2 separate regions of the Homo sapiens genome follow, and region 1 is linked to region 2. The links are chromatin loops, found by intact Hi-C in ENCODE. Cell type or tissue: ovary. All regions are shown on one strand. Each heading gives the region's core, and the rest is flanking DNA. Links, peaks and the distances in the headings are about the cores only.

Region 1 (11,350 bases), core at 1,258-9,257, 45 kb after region 2:
ACCAACAGCATCTCTGGACACATAGTCTACCAGCTTAGTAGCCAATGGAATAAGAGCTCATCTTTCCAAGAGTTTCGGCAAAACATCCAGGTTTGAAACTCATTGGTCAGGCTTGGGTCATGTGTCCACATATTAACCAGTCATTTTGGCCAGAAGATGGAATACCCTGGTTGGCCAGATCTGGGTCCTGGGCCTACCCCTTGACTAGACGTCAGTTAACCTGAACCTCATGGACTAAGATTGAGGAAGAGGGAGTGGCCCAAAAGAAAATCAAGGGGAAATAAATGCCGGACACACGCAGCAGATGTTACTGGAACCATCCTATGAACTGTCCTGTCTAGGGTCTGCCCCACCAGTTTATCATGCATATCTAGGTAGGCCTGAGCCCTAGTAGTGGACATTCTTAGGCTGAAGCCGGGATCCCGTTAAATACTTATCGTTACATACATGTCGTTACATATGATAAATCAATTCCTTATGAGACCCTAGAAATTGATAGCCCAGATATTCCCCCTCTTAATGAGGGTTTATCATTGAACACGAACAAAGCCTTAGTATAAGCAATGTTGCCCTAATGGTGGAATCATGGGCTTTACGGAAGCACGTTGGAGAAAATATTTTGAATCCAAGAGGCCTTTTGGAGACAGAGGCTCAGTAAGTAGGTACCCATTCATCCATCACATCCATGTTTAGGATCTAAATGTCCTTAATTTCATAGTAATTTATTCATGCCAGGAATGAGCAGAGAATCAGGATGGGGGAAGTATCAGAGGGGCCAAGAAATCATAGACAAGGGTGTCCGGGTAAAGAAGACTTTGTTATAGGCAGCAGCACAACATAGCTCTTCTCTGACATCCCCCTCACTCTTTCTTCCCATCCCTGTTCCTTTGTCACCATGGAAACCAATGATGCTCCCTCCTTCTCCTCCCCTCTCTGCTCACTCGGGTCCCCAGGCCCCACTGCTCTTTGTCTGACTGGCTTCACACCGCGGTTGCCAGCCTCTTTGCAAACACTGAGCCTGGGCATGCAGCTTCACCTTCTTTTCACCCTCCACCCCGCCACCCTCTCCCGCCTCATTTTCCTGCTCCCAGGCTTCTGTTTCATGCCTTCCTTAATCTTGATCCAGGCTTTAGTGAAATTGCCATCTTTCTTCAAGAAGTTGTATGAAAATTAGATTTTTGCCACTCTAACCTGATTTGAAATGCATTAAGAGATCTGTCTTTTGAAACACCTCAAGGTGAGGCAATTTGTGAAGGGAAGAAGCATCCCTTACTGCGGCTTCTGTGCTTAAACATTGTTAGAGAGTGAATCACATTCTATTTTTGTACTAGGAGTGTCTTCTGTTTAACGAAATCCCCCAGCGTGTCTCTGAGTGAAACAGAGACTTTATCATAAAGGAAATAACACTTCGAGTTCAGAGATTGTGAGCTGTTGGCCCCGTGGACTTTTGTTAGGTCTGTATAGTGGCTAAAGAAAATTGAACCAACATTTAAAAATCAGCAGGTATCACATAAAAGTCTGGATTTCTGGCTGCCCTTGAGTTGGACATGGGGCATGTATCTCCACATGGTGAAGATGGGAAGGAGGGAAAAAGGAGTAGAGGCTTCCTGCTTTACGGCTTCTTCCTTTCCAGTCAGCTATGCCTGGCCAGCTTCCCACTTTTATCTGGCCCACCTGGGCCCTCCTGGCATCTGAGCTTCTGACCCTGGCCCTAATTGATCTGTTTTTGTTTGTTTGTTTTTGTTTTTGAGATGGAGTCTTGCTCTGTCACCCAGGCTGGAGTGCAGTGGCACGATCTCGGCTCACTGCAACCTCCACCTACTGGGTTCAAACAATTCTCCTGCCTCAGCCTCCCGAGTAGCTGGGATTACAGGCGCATGCCACCATGCCAGGCCAATTTTTGTACTTTTAGTAGAGATGAGGTTTTGCCATGTTGGTCAGGCTGGTCTTGAACTCCTGATCTCAGGTGATCTGCCCGCCTTGGCCTCCCAAAGTACTGGGATTACAGGCATGAGCCACCATGCTCAGTTTCCTAACTGATCTGTTTTGAGAACAAGGATTCTCCCACAGTGCATAGAGTTTGCTTAAGGGCAGTCATCTGGAGTTCTTTTGAAGTTGGCCTGATACCTGAGAGCAGGTGAGCTTTCTACCAACTACTGTGCTTCCAGAGTCTTCCAATCATTGTTTTCTTGGAACCCACTCAGGCTAGCTCAAATATTATGGGCTTTATGTATGTGAGGCTATGGAGATTGCTCAGAAGTGAAAGTCAGCCTGAGTGAACTGTATAGGGTTTCTCTCTTACCCAACCACCTCCCTCTTCTTTCTTATACCTACTCCTGTCTCAGAGTGGACATACCAACCTGGTCTTCAGAAAAAGAGCCAGGCATAGCAGATTGAAGAGGGAAGACCCCAGGCTGCCAGTTACAGACTGACTCTCCCGTCTTAGGGGACCTAGGAGAGGACATGGGGTGGGATCCAGAGGGAGTTACCGAGGCCTTTGAGTATAGATCTGCTGCCACTCATGAAATGGCAGGTGTGTGGGTCAGGTGGGCCAGTGAGTGAGGCCTTACATCTGTCCCCTCTCAAAGACATTTTCCTCCTTAGCGCTTGGTGAGGGAAGTGTGGGAACACAGGAGGGCAAGGCTGCAGTGAGCCGAGATTGCGCCACTGCACTCCAGCACCGGTGACAGAGCGAGACCCTGTCTCAAAAAAACAGAACAAAACAAACAAAAAAGAAACACGGGAACAGTTAGAATAAAAGGGTAGATTCATAAGCAGAAAAACTCTGGAGCCACTACCCCAGCTACACATATCTAGAGAGATATACAGGGGGCCACACAATGCCATCTGAAATGGAGTAGCAGTTCTCTTCCCATGTTATCAAACCAGCTCGGAACCTTTGTTCACAAACCTAAATGAATGAGACGCAGCACGGTTCTTTGTTTTCTTCCAATCATCTTTCAGCTCCTTGCCACACTTGGTCTCTGGTACCTCCTGGCTGAGCAAGCTTGGGCAATTCCTGAACCTCTCGGAGTCTGATTTCTCATCAGCAAAGTGGGCGTCATGGGCTGAATTATCTCCCCTCAAAATTCAAGTGTTGAAGTCCTAACCCCCGAAACCTCAGAATGTGACCTCATCTGGAGATAGGGGCTTTAGACTACGTACTGGGTACAGTGTACACTGCTCGGGTGATGGGTGCACCAAAATCTCAGAGATCACCACTATAGAACTTATCCATGTAATCAAAAACCACCTGTACCCCAAAAACTATTGAAATCAAAAAAAGAAGTCATGGCGTTAAAATGAGGGCTTAATCCAATCTGACTGGTGTCCTTGGAAGAGGAAATTTGGACATTCAGAGAGACACCAGGGATGCACACAGAGAGGAAGACCACGTGGGGATGCAGTGAGAAGGCAGCAGCCATCTGCAAGCCGAGAGAGGCCTCAGAGGAAACCAAACCTGCCAACACCTTGATCTTGGACTTTCAACTTCCAGAACTGTGGACAAATGAGCATCTGTTGCTGAAGCCACCCAGTTTGTGGTATTTTGTTAGAGCAGCCTGGGCAGATTAATCTAGTGCGTACCAGTGCTCCTTCATGGAGGGCTATGGGATAAAATAGATGACATGAGAGTGTTGGACAGGGTACAATACATCCTAGGTATTCGGCAAGGGTGAGCTTCCTTTTCAAGAAGCCGTCACAGAATGCTTTAGCTCACAGAGCCTTTCTCAGATCGTCTCTTACACTCCTTCTGTTTATTTGATTGATCAATCATTGCTCCTTAATCACTGATTGAGCTCTGTGGTCTGGTTGTTGAACCCTGGCAATGGGTGGTCTGTGCAGCCACACTATTTGCTGCTCTTGCACTTCCAAGACCTGAAGCTAGAGCTGGTGCTCAGAGAAGAGCTGCCCCATGGTAGCAAGTGTCTGTCACTGGCTCTTTCTGGGGCAGAGGGAAGCTCCTGAAACCCTGCCCTCCCCACCTCCTCCACCAAGGGTCCCCCTGCTCAGCACTTTCTGCATGGCTTCCTGGTGGCTGTCTTCCAAGGCCTGCTTTCTGCCCCAGGACCTTACAAAGGCTGCTTTGATGAAAAGTTTGAGGCAAAGTGACTGTGTCATTTGATACAAGAGGCTCAAGGGGGTAAAAAGTGTAGCTTTCTTCTATTTTTGGATTTTCTAGCCCAGCGGAGAATGATCAGCTGAATGGGACTGGGGCGGAAGCCAGGAGCAGAGGGAGGAAATGCACCCAAGCTGGAGAGCCCCTGTGATTAGCAGCTGGAAGCCTAGAGCGTGACCTGCTTGTGAAGAGGCGCCTCTGCAGGCAGACTCTGCGCCCAGAGCTGGAAGGCATGCAGGGGCCACTTGCCCTGGGGCCACCAGACTCCTTCCTCCAATGGCCTGCTCCAACGGTCCCTGCCCCTGCAAAATGCACAGAGCCTGCTCCCTCCCTCCCTCCTGTTGATGGAGTACAGGCCAAGGATAGTCACTCTCTGGGTGAGATTTGAGAGGCACCACAAAAGCCCCTTAACCCTGGGGTCTCCGTCATCCACCGCCAGGGCAGTGGCACAGGGCCCTGCTCTCAGTGGGGGCTCTCCACATGGCTTAATGCTCTGCTGTCACCGTCGTGGAATTCATGATGGGACACTGCATTGTCCTCTTGCACTGGGCCCACAAATTCAGGAGCCGGACCTCCCCACCTCTCCCAGTTCTTGAAATTCAGGTTAGCAGTCACTTCCCTTCCCTGCTCTGGCTGATACCTCTCATCTGTGTAGCTTCTTATTCACCACCAGCCTCCACCTTGTTATCTCACTAATTGTCACTATAACCCTGTGAGGGACTGACATCTCTCTGACTCGTGGCCCTTTGTAGGATTTGCCCCACGAGCTCAGGCCTTTTGATGCCACCCCTTTGCTCTCTTTGAGGAACAAAAATGCCTACCTCCTGAAGCTATCTGTAATCCCCTCCTACTTAAGTGTAAGAAATTTGCAAGTCCGAAACCCATCCTCCACTTCACTCTTAAGAGCCTAAAAAGCCCTCTGAGGGCGCTTAATAAATACTAACTAATGAACCTGCAGCTGCTGCTCCTTTGGCTAATTAAATCTAAGTAAATCACAGACTTTGAATTATGCAACAAGGCTTGGCCAAAACAGCTTAAAAATGTGGGAGCCCTAGCTTTTCTGCTGTGCCCTGTGGAAAAATCCCATCTTTTAATCATGCTTAACCTTCCTGAAGAACAGCAGCAACCTTTAAATAATGAATGAACGTATATTAGCAAGATTTCCCCAAAGCTACACGTGGGAGTCAGATCAAAAAAGGGACAGAAGCAGACACAGGCCTGAGGGCATTCTGGAACTTTCTGCTCAGCCCTGGCCTGCAGGGTGAAATCATTTGGTTCCCCAGAAGCCCAGAGCATGAACTGGTGAAAGGGAGGAGGGGCAGATATGCTGCCACAGGCTCAGCTTCCTGATGTGGCACAGTAAGCTCCTGCCACCCCTAGCCTGCGGCAGAGGTTAATGGAAACCCCATAGCACTTCTGAAGGGCTGTGCACTCGGTTGTTCTCCCTCTCATTCCCCCTAGAAGACCCTCCTGGCCAAGAGCATTGTCTTCATAAAGAGAACAGATTTTGTTTTTTTTTTTTTTTTCTGGTAGGGTCTTGCTCTGTCCCCCAGGCTGGAGTGCAGTGGCACGATCACAGCTCACTGCAGCCTCAACCTCCCAGGCTCAAGTGATCCTCCCTTGTTAGCCTTCCCAGTAGCTGGGACAGCAGGTGCATGCCACCGTACCTGGCTTTTTTTTTTTTGGAGATATGGGATCTCCCTATGTTGCCTTGCCTAGTCTTGAGCTCTTGGGCTCCTGCCTCGGCCTCCCAAATGGCCGAGATTACAGACGTGAGCCACCGCGCTAGCCCAGGACAGACCAGGACAGATTGCATTGAGTCTCATCACCTATAACAGGCTTCCCAGACTTTAAGATGCATATGAATTGCTGGGGGCTGGTGGGTACTGTCAAACCACATCTGCTTCAGTGGGTCTGGGGCAGGGTCTGGGATGCTGCATTTCTAAGACGCCGATGCTGCTGATCCACAGATCACACATTGAAGAGCAAGGATTTAGGTCTTTCAACCCTGATTGCTTATTAGAATCAACTGGGGCACTTGTAAGGCTAACAAATCATCTCTGGATGTCATCTCAGATCAATTAAATCAGAATTTCTCGAACAATCTCTAGACTTTGGTCCTTCTTTTTTCTGAGTTAGAGTCTAGATAATTTAGAGGTCGCCCAAATGAAGCCTAGAAAACTTAACTGACTTGCTTACTTACAAGTCATCTGCTAACTTGGGACTAGAAATAGACATGGCAGGAAAGTGGCCTTTGGAATCAAGGCTTAACCCTCCTGCCCCCGAGTCTCTCCAACTGTAGTCCTGTCCTTGGGCTCAGGAGGGCAGCCTACAATATTCCATTTAGGGAACAGGAGAGATTTTCCCATCTTTCTCTCCCTAAGCCTGCCTGAAACTTTACTATTAGTGCTTCATTATTTGGGCTGAAGCTTAGTGGTCCTTTGCAATGAGTGCAATCTCTTATACATAGACTTTAGCAGCTTGGTGTCCATAGGATGATCACAGTCCCCTGACTGTCTCTGGGCTCTGCTCTGTGGGATCTGGGATCAGGAAGGGAAGGGGCTCTGGAGTCCAACTTGCCTCCCCTTGCAGCTCTGCTGAGGGCACCCAGCACAGAGAGGAGTGCCCTTCCCAGTCTGCTGCCCTGATTGTGTCAGGTCATGGGCTTCAGGCAGAGGTCAGGAGGATGAAGGCAGAGTGGCTCCAGGCGTGTGGCCAGGGAAAACCATGACCTCCCTGCTGTGGTATGCAGTACTCTTCCTTAAAGCAGAGTGCAGCAGTGGCCCGGCCCAGATTGGCTACGGCTGTGCTCCATCTGATGGTTTCAACCCCATCAAGGCTTTCTGGCTCAGCAGCTCAGGAAGGGAGTGGGAGCTGGGCCTAAGGAATTAGGGATGATACACCAGTTATTTGCTTAATTCAGTATCTCCCCCCTCCACTCATACTATCAGAATTCTAATTCTGTTTGAGGCTGCAACAGTGTCCACGCAAAAACCTTACCACCTCAGACACCCTACAGATAGGTGCAGCCACATGACCTTAGTTTGACCAATGGCACGGAAGCAGAAGTCTCTGGGTGGGGCTTCCTGGGATGCTTTTAAAAGGCGGCTCCTTTTCTGACCTGGAGTAACGGACCTGGTACTTGGAGCTGCTTCAGCCAACTTGACACTGAGGCGGGAAGCCATGGGCTGAGGATAAGAGCCCTGTGGTGGTGGAGGAAGGCACCACCTGAGTCCTCTATGACTTCTGAGAGCAGTTTCACCAGCCGTGGATGGACTACCTGGGACTTCTTGGTATGTGAGCAACACAAACCTCTATTTGGTGAAGCCATTGTGGCTGGATTTCTTTTACAGCTGAAAGTAATCCTCAAACGCAGGACCTCAGAAAGTTTTTGGTCTGGAAACGGGAAGGTCCAGGCAAAAAAGCGGCCCCCAGGAATTAAAGGAGGAGGAAGGCTTTTATTTATCTGTTTTGAATTACTATTCCACTCTATAATCTTTAGTGTATTGCCTATTTCCCAAGGGATTAAGTTTATATTCCTCAGACCAATATTCAAGGCTCCCTAACACTTAGCCCCAAACCAATTTTCCAGGCCTGTTACCTTGTACACCATTCCCTGGAGCAAGAGTGACCCTTCCCTCCTGGATACACGTTACACACTCCCACCCTAATCTTCATTTGTGTGAGGTATCCCTCCTGATTTCCACCTGTTCGGGCTTACCTAGCCTTATGAGCTCGTCTTTTAAGAAGACTTCCTCTATCACCCAGGGCTCCAGGGAGCTCTTCTATGATCTCGTTTATAGCTGAGGTCTGTGTACTGATAGCTGCTTTACATTTTCATGTGTGTTAAACTCATCTCCCCAGCAAGGTTGTGAGATCCTCCCAAGGTAGGATCTTGGGAGCAGGGTAACATGGAAAGAACATGTGCTCTGGGATGATCTCAGTTAAGTCTAACGTCTCTGAACCTCGGTATCCCTGGCTGTGAAGTGGAGATGATATACATTTCTACCTGCAGGGTTTTGGTGAAGATAGCCTCCTTAGGGACTTAGGGCGCATGGTATGTTAGCATTGGTGCTGAAGAGGCGCTTGTACATTGGCTTGTTACCTGGCTGGTAACTGCTTAGCTGGGCCTTTTTCCTATCCTTTGCCTCCCTCTCTCTTCTGATTTTCTGCTTTGCATTTGAATCAGAAGATCTGTTCTAAGTTTAGGGAGTGACCATGAGTAGTTCTCATTTTCCTAGAGGGCAGATCTGAGGCTAGTGGCTTCAGTATTCAAACACAATAGGGAAGAGTAGATTTCATGCCTGTGGCTAAACATGTGGGATGAGATGCTCACTTAACCGTTCAGGGGAGTTTACTTTCTCTGAAGATTAAGAAAAATGAATGTATTTAAGTCTAGTTTTACCTGGCAACAGATGGATGGATTAAATGACCTTACGCACTTGGGTGTTTTGGTTTGTGTGTGTGTGTGTGTGTGTTTTATAAATGCCCAGTTCTGTCTGCTCTAAGAAGGTAAACAGGTGGACCTTAAACTTTTTGCTATCCTTATCTCCATCTCTCTCACCTCAACCCCATGGGGCAGAAACCCAGATCAAATAAAATGATCAGAAGAAGTGACCCATACCACAACGGCCCTTCCTTGAAAGTTTAATGAGAAATGATACTTTTATCACTTCCAAATTAAGTACCTGTCACATGCAGCTATCAATGGGATTGGATATATGGAGTTGGGTGGGAAATGAGAAGTCACCATGGACTTACATGGCATGATAATGTGTACTGACATTGAAGTCCCAAGGCAGTCATTTTTTTCACGTGATTTTACTGAGAGTCGCTCGAGAGCCCAATGAGACAGAAACTTATTCTCTTGTCACTCTTAAGGCAGAGCCCTATGCCAGAGGAGAGAAGGGGTCAGTAAAGACTTGATTAATTGCACAGCTGTGTCCAGCCTCATTCAGTTTGCCACATTATCACTAAAGTGTCCTGTGGCACAGCCAGCCATCGTGGCTGGGCTGCTGGGCTCAGAGTAGCCGACAGTCTGCAAGGAGTGTGTGTATTGAAGGGCTGAGGGGCTGGTGACTGGGGGAGTTGAACCCCTTTGTTGCATACTTGCAGGGCAGCTTCACTTTGTGCCTGACCGTGAGCCTTCTGGTGTTCAAAGTCTGTTCCTTTGGGTTGTTGTGTGTTTATTTGAGGGGCTGTAAACCTCTCTACTGTGGACAACTGTATACTTGTTTTGTATCTCTGTGTCAGTGTATTTGTTTCTGGGTTAGCCTTTCTGCATTTTTGTGAGTCTGTGTGCTTGGGTTAGTAGGTGGGTACGGGGTGGGGGTGTGTGTCAACTTTTTTTTTTTCCATGTCCAGCTTTCTAATAGAGTAGAATTAATGACGTCCTCTGGGTCTAATCAGGCACTTAATTCCTCCTTCCTTATGTCCCCTAGGAGTATGCCCTTATTTTGCCACATGCCTCACCCAGGGGATACACAGCTTAGTGATAGGGGTACCCCTTGTCCACCAGGTTCAGCTAGGCCTGTGCCAGGCTCGCTGGAGCTTCACTGCCTCTCCTTTTTGACCATATGCTGTCTGAAGGCCAGCTGTGTACAAGTCTCCTCAGGCCCAGTGCTAAATGAGTCCTGGCCAGTGGCCTGGTGATGGTATCCTGCCATGTTGGCAAGCTGGAGGGAGCTTGGGCATCTTGGCTTCAGGAGCCTAACATGGGGTGGCAGGGCTGGGCTCCCTCCGGAGGCTCTAGCAGAGAATCCTTCTGTTGCCTTTTCTGGTTTCTAGAGGCTTCCCATGTTCCCTGACCCGCAGTCCCACGTCATTCTGGCCCCTGCTTCCATGGTCACATCTCCTTTCTGACTCGCACCCTCCTGCCTCCCTTTTACAAGGGCCCTTGTGACTACCGCGGGCCTACCTGGATAATCTGGGATCATTTCCCCACTGCAAGGTCCTTAAACACAATCACATCTCAGCCTCTTTTGCCATATAAAGTATTCATGATCCTGGGGATTAGGACATGGACATCTTTGCAGAAGATGGGGGCGGGGGCTGCTCCCAAGCAAATCACAGGCTTCCCACCCCTCAGAGGTCTATGAACATGAGTAGATGTGGTGAAACCCAAGCCAGCTTGGTCATGATGTACTTCTATGGTTCTGGAAAGGTGTTCTAAACCCACCTTCCCTGCAGATATCTCCCTGACCTGCTAACATCTGAAATCGTCCTCTTGGGATAAGGCATCATGTCCACAGTGAGAACTCAGTTTCTGTATAAGGGGCATGAACGTGTTTCTTCACTCTCAGGTGTAAATGACTGACAGCAGGGCCCTTCCTAAGAGTGGATTCTGATTGGACAGAGGCACAAAGTGAAAAAAGGAGGTGCCTGGGAGGCTGGGATCATGCACGGATAACACTCTAGCATGGCAGGGGCGAGGGTTCCCAGTGAGGGAGAGAGCAAAGGCACTTGGAAGTATGACCAGAAAGTTTTAATCAAACAGAGCAAAATGGCTGCAATGCAGAATAGGTAGTGCTTGGCGAAGAGAAAGAAGACCATCTCCTTGGTGACATAGATGATGTGAATGAAGATGAAGCAGTACAGGAACATGGCAAACTGGTTCTGGGGCAGCAGGAAGTTCTGGAGGCCTCCTGAAAACTGTGGGGGAGAGAAGACAGTGGAGATGATGATGCCATTGTTGGCGCCAGGCAGATCTAGGTTCAGTCCTGCTCTGACCCTGCCTGTATGTGACCTCAAGTCATCATCTTCACCTAAAGAAAGGGTAATAGTGCCCATTTCCAAAATCATGAGGGCTGGGCAAGGTGGCTCATACCTATAATCCCAGTACTTGGGGAGGCCAAGGTGGGAGGATTGCTTGAAGCCAGGAGTTTGAGACCAGCCTGGGCAATGTAGTGAGACCCCTATCTCTATAAAAAAAAATTTAAAAATTAGCCAAATCTGGTGGCGTGTGCCTATAGTCCCATCTATTGGGAGGCTGAGGTGGAAGGATCACTTGAGCCCAAGAGTTCGGGGTTATGGTGAGCTATGCTCATGCCACTAACTTCAGCCTGGGTGAGACAGCAAGATCCTGTTTCTTAAAAAAATAAAACAAAACAAAAGATCACAAGGAGGAAAAGTGAGATAATGAACATTCCTAGTCAGGTAACTAGCACATAGAAGGAACTCATCATTTTTTACTTTTTGAGCTGCTCTTATCCCTCCTGACTGGGGCGCCAGGCC
Region 2 (11,350 bases), core at 1,567-9,566:
CAGACCGCAACAGAAACCTCACTTTCCCATGAGCAAAGAAGATAATGTCCAAGTGGTAAAAAAAAAAAAAAAAAAAAAAAAAAAGTTACAGAAAAAGCTCTCAAATTTCAGGGATTGGAGATAGAAAGCACTTTGTTTCTGAGCGTCCCATAGGCTGTCTGCTTGCTTCTCTCCTTTTATTTGTGCAAATGTTGAAACAGACACAGGTCTGTGTGAGAACAGTGAAATTTCTTTTTCTTTTTCTTTCTTTTTTTTTTTTTTGAGATAGGGTCTTGCTCTGTCTCTCTGTCACTCTGTCGCTCAGGCTGGAGTGCAAAGGCATGATCTTGGCTCACTGCAACCTCTGCCTCCCTGGTTCAAGTGATTCTCCAGCCTCAGCCTCCAAGTAGCTGGGATTACAGGCATGTGCCATCATGCCTAGCTAATTTTTGTATTTTTTTGCAGAGCGGGGTTTCGCCACGTTGCCCAGGCTAGTCTCGAACTCCTGAGTTCAAAGTGATCCGCCTGCCTCAGCCTCCCAAAGTTCTGGGCTTACAGGTCACTGCATCTGGCTGAGAACAGTGAAATTCCTAATCAGCCTTCTCTTACTCTTTTTCCTGTACTCCCTCCTTCCTCTCATACTTAATTCATTCCATATTTCAATTAACAAGCATTTATTGAGGTCTGTTAGATGCCAGATTTTATTCCTGGGCTGGGGACAAAGAGCTGGAAAGCCACAGTCACTTCTAGCTAAACCATTCAAGGAACTTATTAGCAAACAGGAAAGCACTCTATAGTGTGAGCAGTGCTGTGCTAGAGAATAGAGAATAGGCTTCTGGAGGTGCAGAGGAGGCAATTAGTACATAGGTCCAGGTGTGTTGAGGAAGGATTTGCAGAAGTGATGTCATTGACCTGGGGCTTAAGAGTCTAATGGGAGTAAGGTAAGAATGCCTGGGAAAGGCCAAGAGCACTGCATCAAAGCAAGAAGGAACAGCACACAACTTCCTGGGAATGGTGAGGCATGTAAGGTGGACAGAGTGCATGATTAGTGGTGCTGGGGAACTGGTTTGTATTTAATTGGGAACCATATAATGCAGGCAGTCCATGAGCTTCTGAAAGCCATATGAAGAATGCAGGGTCTGGCATGGGTTGGGCAGTCTCCACTGTACAAAGGCCAAAGGCCAGGGCCAATGGGGCCACTGAGGAAGAAATCTGACCCACACGCTTACTACAAAGGCATGGTCCCAGCTCAAGGCTGCGTTCATTGCAAGAAGGGCACTTTTTTCTTACCACAAATGTGACTTCTGTTTGTCAAACCCTGTGCCCATAGGGGTGCATCCACTCAGAGGGGAACCTTGGTCTATGTAGCAAAAGATGAAGGCACTGTCTAGGCAAGCAGTGGTTCTGGGAGCGAGGATGTAATGAAGGGAATAAACACAAATTTCTAGAGCATCTGCTGTATACTGTATCCAGTTATGGTCCCGGGTATTTGGTGCTCATTGATATAGGACATCTTATTTCATCCCCCAAACAACCTTGTAAACTTTGTAGAGAGTATCTATTGGTTTGTCTATCCAGAACAGCACCATTTGCTTCTGCTAAATGTTTTTATAATGTAATCTCTGTAATCTTGGAAGCTGCCGTCTTCTTATACATCCTGCCCCTGGTACCTGTTGATCCCTAGGTGGACACCTGATTCAAGATGGGACAATTAGAACTCTTTCCTGAATTTTTTTTTGTGTGTGTTTTTGAGACAGAGTCTCACTCTGTCACCCAGGCTGGAATGCAGTGGTGCAGTCTCAGCTCACTATAGCCTCAACCTCCCAGGCTCAAGCAATTCTCTCACCTCAGCCTCCCAAGAAGCTGGGATTATAGGCATGAGCCACCAAGCCTTGCCTGAGAATTTTGAATTTGGGATTCACAGCAGGAGTTTCTCCTCTTTTGCTAACTAAACTGAGCGATGTGAGCCTGGAAGCTGTAGGTCATTTATGTTTCAGCCATTCACAAAGTAGCCAGTCCAAGGAAATATAGCTAAAGTGCAGAGAGAAGCAAAGAGAGAGAGAGAACACCACCACCACCACCACCACCACTACTCCCCCATCACAAAGGGCAGAGAGTAAACAGGCCATCTGTGAGTTACTAATTTGCATCACCCCCGAGATCCTGTTGCACAACTGTTCTCTGATTTGTCATTTGAGTTAATAAATCTTCCCCTTTTTTTTTTGCCCAGTGAGTAGGGGTTAGTTTTCTGTAACTGGTAACCAAAGGAATCCTATTATAATATTATATCTATAGTTCACATTAGATGATGAGATTAAGAAGCTTGCCCCAGATCACACAGCTGGTAAGTGGCAGAGCTAGGTTTCAAAATCATCTCTCTTCAAAGCTAATGCATTTGCCATATTCCACATTGACAAGGTATCAAAAGTTTTTGAGTAAAAAAATGACAAGCTTGGACCTGTCATTTGGGAAGGTCACTCTGAGACTCATAGAAAATGGATTTGGAAAGGATAAGGGTGAAGGCAGAAAGAGCCAGGAGGAGACAGATCACAACAGTCTGACCCAAGCATGGCAGTGAACATGAAGAGGAGGCAGTGGGTTTCAGGGAGATTTGGATGATGGAATCCACAGGGCTTGGTAGCAGTGTGGGGATGTGGGGATGACAGAGGAGGCGAGAGAGAACAAGGTTTTTACGATAACTCTGAGGCATCTACATTATGATTTCATCTACTTTTTTTTTTCTTTTTAATGTCCTCTGTTGTTATCTTCCCACTTCTTCTTTGGACTTCTTCCTTGCTTTTTGAGCCTTTCCATCTCCGATTGTTTCCTAACCACGCAACTGACTGTCTAAATCAAGCTGAGATTAGAACTCTAGAGGACAGTATGTTCTAAAACACATTCATTTGCATCATTTTGTGTGTTCCCTCATGTCTGCTTAGGAAATGGAAAAATGGACTCCAAGGGATCATTTGGTGTTGTGGCTAGGATGCTTTAGGTTGCAAGTCATAGAAAATTCAACTCGAACCAGCTTCAGCAATGAGGGAAGTGTATGGACTTCTGTTATGGAAAAATCCAGAAGCAGTCCAAGCTTCAGGCATGAATTGATCAGAACTCTTTTTTTTTTTTTCTGCACATCTCTCAGTTTTTCTTCTTCTCTATGAGTCAACTTTCTACTCAGCATACCTTCTTTCCTGGAAGCAAAATGGTTGCACCAAGTCCAGGCATCACCATCCATATACCATGTTTTCCAGAAGGAAAGAGAGCTTCTCTTGACCCACTCATTGAACAAAGTCTTGAACTTCTTCTGATTAGCTCAACTTAGTTCATCCCTGAACCAGTCATGGTGGGTAGTAAACTGTCAGGTGACTGTTGCCTTAGGCCTGGGCTACTGTCCATCCCTAAAACCATCACTATGGCAAGGAGTTGGGACTATCCTAATTGGGCATATCAGCCCTGCCCCCACAGGGGCTGGGGTTTCACACCTACCCAGGTTCTGTGGTTTCTGCACAGTGGGTGACAAGTCTGGGGGAATGCATGCTGAGGAGGCAACCAGCAATATACATCTACATTATTGCCTAAGGGTCAACGTTCCTAGGCCTTCCCCTGGCTACACTGGAAATAAAGAATTTTAGGAGAGGCCAGGCAAAGTGGCTTATACCTGTAATCCCAGCACTTTGGGAGGCCGAGATGGGAGGATCAGTTGAGGTCAGGAGTTTGAGACCAGCCTGGCCAACATGGTGAAACCCCATCTCCGCTAAAAATACAAAAATTAGCCAGGCGTGGTGGCGGGTGCCTGTAATCCCAGCTACTCGGGAGGCTGAGGCAGGAGAATCACTTGAAACGGGAGGCAGAGGTTGCAATGAGCTGAGATGGTGCCACTGCACTCCAGGCTGGGCGCCAGAGCAAGACACTGTCTCAAAAAAAAAAAAAAGAAGTTTAGGAGAGAGGCAAATGTTAAGAGGAGAGGAAGATGAGATGGCTCCAAATCTAATCTGTGATTTGTTCCAAATTTCAGGTGGATTGTCAATACAGGAGTCCATACTGACTGAATCCCTAATTTTGGCCTGTATTCTTCTCCCTCTGTGAACCATCTTCTTAGAAGTCACTGGTAAGGAGATAAAATGATGGGCATTCTTTAACACTGGTGCTGCCCTGCTGTTATGTTATGCTTCTTCCCACCACAATGCCCAGAATCCTCACACTGCAGCCTCTTCACTCCCCAGGGTGCCTGTTGGCCTTCCCTGCAGCATCCTGCCACATGCCCTACCTACCCCTATCCCTATTTTTCTCCCTGCCACTAAAACCTCCCATTGGCACCCTCTTCTCTTTGCACTCCAGTGTAGGTACACTGCAATGAGTTAAACACCACAGCAATTTCTTAAAGGTCACTGGTTCCTAATGATCACGCTGATAAATAAATCCAGTAGGATTGGTTTGCCTGGTTTTCATTCCCAGTTAGAATGTACATAGATCTCTTTTTCTAGTTGATTACATACCAGAAACTCAGAAGAATGGCCCAGCCTCTGAGAACTTCGGCTCAAGCGCTCTTAATGTTTTGCCATTTTCATTTCTAACTGTTTTCTGCTGCAACCTAAGGTCAGGAGACTAGTCATTGTGACTGATGGCATCACCACCCATTGCTGAACTATAGGAAAGGACATTTCCTTAGAGGTTGCTGGTATGGAATACTCATATGATTTAGGAGTGGTCTCCTCTCATAGGCTCCAAAGGAGGCTAGATCACAGATCCCTCCTCCAAAAATGAAATTAATGATTTTATTTTATGTTTCAGAACCAAGAGTGCCAGAAAACCATCCCAAGACTCACACAGAGTTGTTCTTCCATAGTGGATGTTTTGGCCACTGGACATCAGAACCACATTTTGGGTTTGAAGAATCTTCTACATGGTGAGCCTTGGTGGGAAGAAAAGAATATCCCTTCCTTATAGAAGCTGAAATTACAGACTCTTGCTTTCCTTGTCAGACTTAAAAGCTAGTGTAGCCAGAGTTAAATACAGGGCACATTGTCTCTGGAGGCTGCAGCTTTAGTGGTGGGTACACAGTTCAGTTCCTGACCCAGGAAGTGGCACATCAGGGCAGGCAGTGGTGTTGGTTGTGGTATAATTGAGTTCCTGGTTCAGAAGTGACAACTGTACACATGAGTTGTCTAGGGTTTGGTGAAAGCAATGGTATTGAAAGTGGTTTTCTCATCAAATTAGTTCCTGAGTCATGTGTCGGACACTGTTTCTATCTTGAGCAGCTTCTCTAGCCTTTCTAAATCCTGTGACCTGCCTGTGATCCTTTTAAGATTTCTTTCTGTTTAATCAGCCACAAACAGCTTCTGTTGCTTGCAACCCAGGCTCCTGAGAAGAGACTGGAGAAGCAGATCACTTTATTAATGTGCTTCATGTAGAGGGAGTAGAGATTTCCACCTCTACCATACCCAAATAACTGGTATTGGCTGTACCTTTCTAATGTGAGCAACTTTAAAATTGAACAGAATATATGAAACCTCTCTTTTCAGACATTGAACAGCATGTAGCACAGCACCGTGATTCCTGAAAGTAGGGAACAAATGGGGCAAACCCTATCACTCTAACTTTCTGCTGAAAAATGCTGTCTAAATTGCAGCACAATGAGGGGGAACCCAAGCAGAGCATAGTGGTCTTGCTGAGTTGAGGAGATAGTTGAGCAGACTTTTCAAGGCAGAGTATCAGAAAGGAGAGAATATAACAGCAAAACAGGCTCCTGGAATCCCTGTGAATCTGTTGCTGAATACTAAGCTGCACATGCATAAGGTGAAACTTCACAGTGCGATGCAAAGAACTACTGCGGAGCTGTGAGCTGATTGGTTCCCAGGGCTCACTGGGCAATGTTTGAGTTTCAACTCGCCAATGTGAAGAAACCTTGCTGACTGTCCAGGGAATTCAGTAGAAATCCCAAAAGGGTAAGGCATTAGGAGAAGGGCTAACTAAGCCGAAAAGTGAGGTAACTCTAGACTTCCTCCAACAAGGTTTAGAAAGCAGCCTCAAAAAGAGGAAGTTCATCCGCTACTACCGTAACTGCCAGCCAAAACAAATTTTACCATTTTTAAAACAACAAAATACAGACATTTAACAACATTAAATTCAGAATGTTAAAAATACTAGATATGCAAATAAGTAGGCAAATAGAACCCAAAATCAGGAGAAAAATCATTTAATAGAAACAAACCCCAAAATGACAGAGATAATAACGTTAGCAGACAAGGACTTAAAAAATTAAAATAAAACAAGGATTTAAAGGAAAACATGAACATAGTGAAGAAAAAACTGGAAGATATAGAAAATAACCAAATGGAACTTCTGGAGCTAAAAAATACAACACCTGTAATGAATAATTCAGTGGCTGAACTTAACAGTAGGTTAGACATTGTGGAATGAAATATCTGTGACACTGAAGACATAGCAATAGAAACTGTCCCAATTAAAGCAGAGAGAAAGGAAACAAAAGAAACACAGAAACACAGAGCCTCAGTCACCTTAAGATGATATTAAAAACTGGAGTCCTCGAAAAGGATTAACGGTGATGATTTGAAGGCCAAAAACAAGTCCCAAATTTCATGAAAATTGTAAACGTATAGCGCCAAGAAGCTCAACAAATCCAAAGTAGGAGAAAAACAAAGCAAACCATATCAAGCGAGGCACTTTGTAATTAAATCACTGAAAACCAGTAATAAGTAGAAAAAAATTAAAAGCAGAAAGAGAAAAAAAGACACATTTTATACAGGGAACAAAGACAGATATAATTGCAGACTTCTCTTCAGAAATAATGCAAACTAGAACTTAATGAAATCGCGTCTTTAAAGTGATAAAAGAAAAAGAAAGCACTGTCAATCTAGAATTCTATATCCACCAGAAATATTCTGTAAAATTGAAGGTAAAATAAATGTTTGTCAGACAACAAAAGGCTTAAAGTTTTTTTTAAACCAGAAGATCTTCAATACAAGAAATACAAAATAAAGTTCCCGAGGCAGAAAAAACATGGTACCACATGAAACCACTGACCTACACAAAGAAATGAAGAGCACCAGAAATGGTAAATATATGGGTAAATATGAGACATTTCTTTCTCTGTTACAAAATTCCTTTAAAACATAATTGACCTTGGCCGGGTATGGTGGCTCACACCTGTAATCCCAGAACTTTTGGAGGCTGAGGCAGGTATATTGCTTGAGCTGGAGAGTTTAAGACCAGCCTAGGCAACATGGCAAAACCCCATCTCTACAAAAAATACAAAAATATAGTTGGGTGTGGTGGCACACTCCTATAGTCCCAGCTACTCAGGTGGCTGAGGTGGAAAGATCACTTGAGCCCAGGAGTTCAAGGCTGCATGAGCTGAGATCATGCCACTGCACTCCAGTCTGAGTGATAGAGCCAGACCATGTCTCAAAAAAACAAAACAAAACAAAAAAACCCCAAACCATTCTATCTATCTATCTATCTATCTATCTATCTATCTATCTATCTATCTATCTACACATACATGCACACACTATATATGATATAACATTATATATAATGTTAGATATATAATATGTTAGGTATATAATATAACATTAGATATATAATATAATGTTAGATATATAATGTTAGATATATATATATAATTAAAAAAATAAAAAACACAATTGACCATCTAAGGCAAAACTAATAGCAGTATATTACATGGTTTATAACATGTAGAAATAGAACCTATAACAATAATAACAAAAGGGATAGAAAAACAGAAATAGAACTATATTCTTATAAAATCCTTACATTGCGCATTAAATGATATAGTGTTATCTGAAGGTTGTCTTAGTCTCTTCCTGCTGTCATAGCAATCTACCATAGACTGGGTCATTCATAAATAATAAAAGTTCATTTCTCTTAGTTCTAGAGGCTGGGAAGTCTAAGATCAAGGAATCAGCAGATTTGGCATCTGGTGAGGGCTCACGCTCTGCTTCCAAGATGGCATTTTGTTGCTGCATGCTCCAGAGGGAAAGGAACAAACACTATGACCTCACATGGTAGAAGGGAAAAGGGGGTTAAAACAAACAACAAAAAACTCTTAAGCCCTTTTATAAGGGCACTAATCCCATCCATGAGGGCTCTCCCCTTCCAAATTACCTCCCAAAGTTTCCACCTCTTAATACTATCACCTTGGGGTTTAAGTTCCAACATAAATTTTGGAAGGACACATACATTCAAACTATAACAAAGGTAGACTAAGAAAACTTAAAGATGCATGTTGTAAAACCTAGAGCAATCACTATAAATAAATAAATACATACATAAATACATAAATAAAGCAAAGAGGTCTTTTTAATAAGCCAACAGTAAAGACAAAGTGGAATACCAAAAAAAAAAAAAAAATCAAAAAGGAAGTCAGGAGGGTGCCAAGATCATTCAATGGTCTTAGGAAAACAGTAGTCTCTTCAATAAATGGTGATGAGACAAACTAGATATCCACAAGCAAAAGAATGAGTCTGGATCTTTCCCTCTCAACATATACAGACATTTACTCAAAATGAATTGACAACCAAAAGACATGAGCTAAGACCATAAACTTTTAGGAGAAAACCTAGGGATAGATCAACAGTTTCTTATATATGATGTCAAAAGCATAACAACAAAAGTAAAACCAAAACTGGACTTCATAAAAATTACAAAACTTTTCTGCTTCAAAGGACATTATCAAGAAAGTGAAAAGACAGCATACAGAATGAGAGAAAATACTTACAAATTAAATAGCTCATAAGACTCTAGCATCCAGAATGTATAAAGTTCTCTTATCATTCAACAATAAAATGACAAATAGTTTATTTTTTTAAAGGGGCAAAAGACTTGAACAGACATTTCTCCAAACAAGATATAAATCACCAACAAGCACATGAAAAGGTATTCAACATCATTAGTAGTTAGTCATTAGGTAAATGTAAATAAAAACCTCAATGAGGTACCCCTTTACACCCACTAGGATGGCTATAATTAGGGGTGGGGGAAGGAAAATAAGTGTTGGTGAAGATGTGAAGAAATTGGAACCCTTTAGATTGCTGGTGGGAACGTAAAATGGTTCAACCTCTGGAAAACAGTTCGAAGGTCTTTGAAAAAGTTAATTATAGAATTACAATATGACCCAGCAATTCTAGAGCTAGGTATATATCCAAAAGAATTGAAAACACATCCTCAAATAAATACATGTGCATACCATGTTCACAGTGGCACTATTCCCAGTAGCCAAAAGGTGAAGACAGCTCAAATGTTTATCAACTGGTGAATGGATAAATTGTGGTATATGGATACAGTGGAATATTATTGAGCCATAAAAAGTAATGAAGTACTGACAGCTGCTACAATGTGGATGAATCTCAAAAACGTTATGCTAAGTGAAAGTAGCCAGACACAAAATGCTATATGTTGTATGTTTCCATTTACATGAAATATCCAGAACAGGTAAATTCATAGACAGAATGTAAGTTGGTGGTTGCTATGGGCTGGGGATGGTAGGGTTTGAAGGGAAAATGAGGAGCAACTGCTTAATGAATATGAGGTTTCCTTTTGGAGTGATAAAAGTGTTTTGAAGCTAGATAGAGGCAATGGTTGTACAACCTTGTGAATGTAATAAATGCTACTGAAATATTACTTTAAATTCACCTCAATTTCAAAAAACGTATTCACCAACCAAGAGAAAAAAAGTCAGGTAATATGGTTTGGCTGTGTCCTCACCCAAATCTCATCTTGAATTGTAGCTCCCATAATTCCCACGTGCCACGGGAGGGGCCCGGTGGGAAGTAACTGAATCATGGGCTTGGGTTTTTCCTGTGCTGTTCTTGCGCTAGTGAATAAGTCTCATGAGATCTGATGGTTTTACAAAGGGGAGTTCCCCTGTACAAGCTTTCTCTTGCCTGCTGCCATGTAAGACGTGTCTTGCTTCCCCTTTGCTTTCTGCCATGATTGTAAGGCCTCCCCAGACATGCTGAACTGTGAGTCAATGAAACCTCTTTCCTTTATATATTACCCAGTCCTGGTTATGTCTTTATTCGCAGTGTGAGAACAAACTAATACATCAGGAAAAGAGGAAAAAAGGAAGAAAGAATAGCTGGTTACAATGGAAAACAAATAGCAAGATAAAAGACTTAAATCCAGCCATACTGATAATTATATCATATATAATAACACTTGAGGAGAGTGCAGGGCAGGTGGCCAGGGAAAGCGGGTAATAATGAGAACCTTTGTGTTTGAAGACCTAAATGACAAACTGTTTGACCTCTGAAATGAATATTGGAGAAGGGAGGAGGATGATGGTTCTTGGTTCCTGAGAGGTGGATGCCTGACCTACCCTGAGATAGTGGCAGAATTGGGGGCATGACCACCCCACCCACCACCATCATCCCTTTACTGTGCACAGGCCTGAACCTCTTCTCAGCTTCTGTTCAGCCCAGTGCTTCTCTCCTGGCGCCATCCTGGTGTCTCACATGCTGTAGGGACCAGGGAATCCTGGGGCTGGAAGAGGAGAGGGCTCTGTATGTAGGTGGTAGGAGACTGAGCTGCATTCTGGAGATGTGCAGTTGTGGCCTGAATTGAGTGATCCTGAGACCTTCAGTTAAAGGTGGGAATTTCCAGCAGATGCCTTACAGTCAGGGATATCCTTCAACCCCCTTTGCAACAATGTAACAGGACAGGTTATAAATATACTGAAATAATTTCTTTCTGGTTCGAAAACATTTCCTACCCTGAGCTCCCTGAGTGCCCTGATCAGGCCACTGCATCACCCTGACGTTCATCATCTTTGTACCCCCATCTCCTTCAACTCGAAGAAGGTTGCAAATTCCTAAGATTGTTGAGAGTCTATTGGGGAAACTACTTCCTCACCACCCAAATCATTCATCCATGGGTTCAATAAATTGTTATTATTATTATTATCATCATCATCATCATCATTAAAGACAGATGTCACTCTGTTACCCAGGCTGGAGTGCAGTGGCACAATCACGGCTCACTGCAGCCTCAAATGCCTGGGCTCTAGTGATCCTCCCGCCTCAGCTTCCTGAGTAGCTGAGACCATAGGTGCACACCATCATGCCTAGCTCATTTTTAAAATTTTTTGTAGAGATGGGGTCTTGCTATGTTTCCCAGGCTGGTCTCAAACTCCTGGCCTCAAGCAATCCTCCTGCCTTGGCCTTCCAAAGCACTGGGATTACAGGCGTGAGCCACCACACCCAGCCAAATCATTATTAAGCTACTGCTATGTACTAGACTCTGTGGGCAGGGTTGAGATGAGTGCAGAGTGGGTCAGAAATAGTCCTCTTCCCAAGAAGATCACTGAGGAAGCCCCTAGGCATGGTGAGGG

What was found. Peaks named below come from ENCODE experiments on the same cell type or tissue, not always from the same donor. Only the 100,000 strongest peaks of a DNase experiment are listed, where the experiment ranks them.
Region 1: a loop joins it to region 2, with 1.9 times the contacts of the local background. A loop is called at or near these places in 16 of 110 quality-filtered maps.

Annotation. Positions count from the first base shown.
Region 1 is chr2:46,483,662-46,495,011 of GRCh38, reverse strand. It overlaps TMEM247 (transmembrane protein 247), which reads right to left. Exons shown (of 3, transcript NM_001424184.1): 3 at 10,587-10,768. The coding sequence ends at 10,587. Among named protein-coding and RNA genes, the nearest start is that of TMEM247, 9.8 kb to the right of the region's middle. RefSeq lists enhancers at 4,059-4,108, 4,219-4,278, 3,908-4,440, 4,299-4,598, 4,441-4,973. In ovary, for the core only: no CTCF peak of the experiment used is centred there; DNase peaks (open chromatin) are centred at 4,261, 5,455 and 6,857; H3K27ac peaks cover 315 bases.
Region 2 is chr2:46,529,348-46,540,697 of GRCh38, reverse strand. ATP6V1E2 (ATPase H+ transporting V1 subunit E2) reads left to right here. Exons shown (of 5, transcript NM_001318063.2): 3 at 3,995-4,087; 4 at 4,771-4,885. Among named protein-coding and RNA genes, the nearest start is that of RHOQ, 7.5 kb to the left of the region's middle. In ovary, for the core only: no CTCF peak of the experiment used is centred there; no DNase peak of the experiment used is centred there.